2 separate regions of the Homo sapiens genome follow, and region 2 is linked to region 1. A link is a contact called in ENCODE POLR2A ChIA-PET data. All regions are on one chromosome and are shown on one strand. Each heading gives the region's core, a stretch centred on a gene start or an enhancer-like site at or near the end of the contact. The rest is flanking DNA. Distances are from core to core; before and after follow the strand shown.

Region 1 (2,823 bases), core at 44-2,543:
GGCAGGGAACATCACACACCGAGGCCTGTGGGGGGGTTGGGGGTTAGGGAAGGGATAGCATTAGGAGAACTACCTAATGTAAATCACCAGTTGATGGGTGCAGCAAACCACCATGGCACAGGTATACCTATGTAACAAACATGCATGTTGTGCACATGTACCCCAGATCTTAAAGTATAATAAAATAAAAAATAAAAAAAATCTTCCCTACTTTTTAAACTGTATGTTGCTTTGTAGCAATACATTATGCACATTATAAAGTGTTTTAATTAGAAATTTTAGAAGATATGATAAAGAAAAATAATTTAAATAACAATTTTTATTCAAAATACAAATAATAGGGCTGGGCGCGGTGGCTGACGCCTGTAATCCTAGCACTTTGGCAGGCCGAGGCGGGCAGATCACGAGGTCAGGAGTTCAAGACCAGCCTGGCCAACATGGTGAAACCCTGTCTCTACTAAAAATACAAAAAATTAGCTGGGCGTAGTGGCGGGTGCCTGTAATCCCAGCTACTCGGGAGACTAAGGCACAAGAATCGCTTGAACCCGGGAGGCGGAGGTTGCAGTGAGCCGAGATCGCACCACTGCACTCCAGCCTAGGCGACAGAGTGAGACTGTGTCTCAAAAAAGAAAAAAAAAGAAAAGAAAAGAAAAAGAAAAAAGAATATTTTGCCCTTATAACATTATTAATTATATACTTTCAAGTGAGAGCAATATGACTAATTATGCTTAATTATTTTTGAAAATGATGCTTTAACAATTTGTAATGCAGACATTTGATGGTCTGGTTCTATGTTGAGTTCATGTTGATACTTGGTCTTAAGGACAGTTAGAGCTGATAAAAATAACTTGTGCATAGACCAGGCGCGGTGGCTCACGCCTGTAATACCAGCACTTTGGGAGTCTGAGGCGGGCGGATCACGAGATCAGGAGATGGAGACCATCCTGGCTAACACGGTGAAGCCCCGTCTCTATTAAAAATACAAAAAAAATTAGCCAGGTGCGGTGGCAGGCACCTGTAGTCCCAGCTACTTGGAAGGCTGAGGCAGGAGAATGGTGTGAACCTTGCAGTGAGCCGAGATCACGCCACTGCACTACAGCCTGGGCAACAGAGCGAAACCCCGTCTCAAAAAAAAAAAAAAAGAAAGAAAAAAAAAAGAAATAACTTCTGCACACATCATAACATTCATACATAATGAATCATTGATATACTCATTAAAATGTGACTCATCCAGGAAAATCCCATCCCTAAATTATTTAAAGTTTTTGTTTTCCCTCAGCTACTATTTCTGTTCTACCTTATGCAAACTAATGAGAAACCATTGTCCCAAGACTGGTGGCCTCCTGGCATGGTTGTGCAACAGCTGTTGTCAAACTCCAGAGTCTAAAGTGCACCACGAAAGCCAGATGGCAGGCCAGATCCAGCCTCCCTGCTAAATGAAATGTTCACTGGCCAGGGAGAAACAACCACGTGGAAAATTAAATAAACCCATGACATTTGTAGCCAGCAGCTCGGGTGTTTTGTAGGGTTTTCCCTGAGAAGTGGGGACTAATCGCATGAATCACTTTTTTTTTCTTTTTAGAGTCTTATCTATTTGTGAATAAATGTTTCCAATTAAAGCATTGCTACTAAGCCTCAGTTTTCTCACCTCTACCATGGAGTTAAAATGTCTACTTCACACTGTCCATAAAAGAATTAAGATGGCCGGGCGCGGTGGCTCACGCCTGTAATCCCAGCACTTTGGGAGGCCGAGGCGGACGGATCACGAGGTCAGGAGATCGAGACCATCCTGGCTAACACAGTGAAACCCCGTCTCTACTAAAAATATGAAAAACTAGCCTGGCGTGGTGGTGGACGCCTGTAGTCCCAGCTACTCAGGAGGCTAAGGCAGGAGAATGGCGTGAACCCAGGAGGCGGAGCTTGCAGTGAGCCTAGATTGTGCCACTGCACTCCAGCCTGGGCGACAGAGCAAGACTCCGTCTCAAAAAAAAAAAAAAAAAAAAAAAAAAAAAAAAAAAAAGCCAGGCATGGTTGGTGGCTCACACCTGTAATCTCAGAACTTTGGGAAACAGGCAGGATCACTTCAGCCCAGAAGTGTGGGACCAGTCTGGGCAACATAGTGAGATCCTGTCTCTTAAAAAAAAAAAGAAAAGAATCAAAATAAAACAAGAAAACAAAAACACAGAACAAGTGCATCATCATAGTGGTGACAATTTTTAGGAAACTTTTTTTGTTTTTTTCTGTGTGAACCTAACTCATCTAATAAGGGAGTGTGTGAACATTTCCATGTTGGTCCATTTTTTATGTGCCTAAATGGACAAAGTCACCCAGGACCTGGCTGCTGGACTCATCCTTAGGAAGAATAAAGAAAAAGGAAGTTTATCTCTAGCATCTTTCTCTTGCCCTTGTTTTCTTCCTGGCCACAGTCATGCCCTGGATTTCAGTGTCTCTAAACATCTAGCAGCCTCTCACCCAGCATAACCCCTGTTGAGGTCCAGGGCACGATGGTGGGAGTGGGTGCAGAAGAGACAGAGAGACCACTGGTTTGAGTGTCTAGGGTTTGGGTCCTCAGGAAGAACTTGGCCCGGCGCGGTGGCTCACGCCCGTAATCCAAACACTTCGGAGACCGAGGCGGTTGGATCACCTGAGGTCAGGAGTTTGAGACCAGCCTGGCCAACATGGTGAAACAACGTCTCTACTAAAAATACAAAAAATTAGCCAGGCGTGGTGGCAGGCACCTGTAATCCCAGCTACTCAGGAGCTTGAGGCAGGAGAATCACCTGAACTCGGGCCGCGGAGGTTGCAGTGAGCCGAGATTGCGCC
Region 2 (2,700 bases), core at 138-2,637, 530 kb after region 1:
GTAATCCCAGCACTTTGGGAGGCCGAGGTGGGTGGATCACGAGGTCAGGACTTTAAGGCCAGCCTGGCCAATATGGTGAAACCCCATCTCTACTAAAACTACAAAAAAGTTAGCCAGCCATAGTGGTGGGCACCTGTAATCCCAGCTACTTGAGAGACTGAGGCAGAGAATTGCTTGAACCCGGGAGGCAGAGGTTGCAGTGAGCTGAGATCGTGCCATTGCACTCCAGCGTGGGCAACAGAGCGAGACTCCATCTAAAAAAAAAAAAAAACAAAAGGCTTTTTTTTCCCCCTAAATGTCGTCCACATTTTTGGCAAGTATTGATCTCTAGTAGTCAGTGTCAGGATCTGAAGAAAACAGTGACATCTAGCAGACTCCCAGAGCCAGGGAAACAGGCTGGGCAGAAGTGATAAATTACAAACCACCAGGGTTAAGAGAAGAACAGAGTGTTAAAACCAAACCATTTTCTTCCTCCCTAGAAAGAGTGTTTCCTGCCTCCATTAAATCCATCCACCAGGGTTATTTATCATCCCCATGTCATGGACTACAGTACACCATAAAGAGGACCCCAGCAGTGACTACAGTTGGTTCTAGAAAAAGGAGACCCCTCATCCGCCTCTGCAAGACTATACAGCATGATGTGTATCCTCAGGCCTCCACTCCTCCGCCCTAGTCTGGAGCCCTGGGACCACCACATGAGGAAGGCAGCTGGCCCCTGGAATAAGCATGTGGAGGACACTCAGAAGGATGCCCATCTGCTCTGAGTGTCTCCTAATTCTGCCTGACCTTGGTTACTTCCTCTGGACAATCGCCTTTACCTATCTACCAGGTTTTGAGGAATTACACACAGCTCAGGTATAAGAGATATTCGGTAAGTCTGATCAAATCAATAAAGCAAATTTTATCTGTTTTTGTCTGGGACATATCTCTACATTCATTCATTTAACCAAAAAAAAAAAAAATGTTTTTTTTGAGACGAAGTTTTGCTCTTTTGCCCCGGCTGGAGTGAAGTGGCGCGATCTCAGCTCACTGCAACCTCTGCCCCCCAGGTTCAAGTGATTCTCCTGCCTCAGCCTCCCTAGTAGCTGGGATTACAGGCGCATGCCACCACGCCTGGCTAATTTTTGTATTTATAGTAGAGACAAGGGTTTCACCATGTTGGCCAGGCTGGTCCCGAACTCTTGACCTCAGGTGATCCACCCGCCTTGGCCTCCCAAAGTGCTAGGATTACAGGCATGAGCCACCGCACCTGGCCTTAACAAAATATTTATTCAGTGCCTAGCATGAGCTCAACACTCTACGTCTCCCAGTCTGTCTATCTCAGTCTACCTGTAAGCTGAAGGATACAACTTATCTCTTAAGAGGACTATGCCCGCGTTCTCCTACCACCCAGGCCAAAGGGTCACATTTACAGGATGTAGTCAACTGGTCATTCAGCAAGTATGTATGAGCACCTGTGTGGGACTGGCCACCGTAGCAAATAAATGAGTCTCATCTTAGTCAATCGCGGTGTGAAATGAGGACACGAAGTCCAGACCTAACCTCTAAGAGAAAAGCCCTGCCTGATAGAAGAAGAGATTTGTCCTTACTTAATGCAAATGCACCATATTCATGCACCTATGAATGATGGCTAAGACCACAGACAAGGCCGGGGCATTGGATATAACAGCTCTGTGAGGAGCTCAGGACAAAAACCAAAGAATCAAAGATATGTGAAGACAGTTGATTATTGTTTGCTCACTACTGATGCCACTATGAGCAGCATCACCACCAGTGTTAAATAATGGAATTGTAGTATTATGATACAGAGTCGGAAACACGGAATAATAAATTAAAATACTAAAGTGAAAAAATTGGATTGATTAAATAAATATTAAACCAATATTTCTCAGACTTATGTGATAAACACCTTTAAAGGAAAAGATACATATATATTTTTGAGACAGAGTCTCATTCTGTTGCCCAGGTTGGAGTCCAGTGGTGCGATCTTGGCTCACTGCAACCTCCACTTCCTGGGTTCAAGCGATTCTCCTTCCTCAGCCTCCGAGTAGCTGGGATTACAGGCGTGCACCACCATGCCTGGCTAATTTTTGTATTTTTAGTAGAGATGGAGTTTCACCATGTTGCCCAGGCTGGTCTTGAACTCCTGACCTCAGGTGATCCACCCGCCTTGGCCTCCCAAAGTGCTGGGATTACAGTGTGGGCCACCGTGCCTGGCTGGAAAAGAGATTTTTTGAGAACTCGCCATGTTGGCTTAAACGTAAATATATATGAAACAGAAAATGAAGTATAAACTCCTTATGCTTATAGCTCTACTGTTCCAATAACGTTAGAAGTAACAGCAGTAGTTTAATGTAATGCATGATATTTCTTTACTGAAGAATTCTTCGCTCCAACATTAATATTGTAGTGATTGCTACAGCCTAGTTTCTCAAATCTCATTTGCCACTTGATGTTTTCCTTCTTTCATGGATCGTCTCTGTACAAGCTCTCTCAAGACCTTCAGTCTCTCAGTCAGCTGCGGGATTATTGGGCCCTTAATGCAAATGCACCGTTTAAATTTTAAGACAGTTCTCGTTCTACTCTTGTTAGGCTGTGCAATTGTAAAGACTAATCATTTCTATTAGCTTTATGTTGGTTTTATATTGGTCATCAATAGAATCCAGGAAATGCTTATATTATGGGGATTTTCAAGATTAT

Evidence for each region. ChIA-PET counts read pairs that join two places held with the same protein, here RNA polymerase II (POLR2A).
Region 2: POLR2A ChIA-PET joins it to region 1 with 10 read pairs in WTC11. The contact joins two enhancer-like sites. POLR2A ChIA-PET finds 5 or more read pairs at or near these places in 4 of 52 experiments (WTC11, activated B cell, activated CD4-positive, alpha-beta T cell and 1 more).

Annotation. Positions count from the first base shown.
Region 1 is chr6:30,526,783-30,529,605 of GRCh38, forward strand. No RefSeq gene overlaps it. Among named protein-coding and RNA genes, the nearest start is that of LINC02569, 12 kb to the left of the region's middle. Within about 2 kb of position 1,294, at least 22 of the 41 ENCODE cell types and tissues checked have a DNase peak (open chromatin) inside an H3K27ac peak, as active enhancers do.
Region 2 is chr6:31,058,929-31,061,628 of GRCh38, forward strand. It overlaps the pseudogene HCG22. Among named protein-coding and RNA genes, the nearest start is that of MUC22, 50 kb to the left of the region's middle. Within about 2 kb of position 1,388, at least 2 of the 41 ENCODE cell types and tissues checked have a DNase peak (open chromatin) inside an H3K27ac peak, as active enhancers do.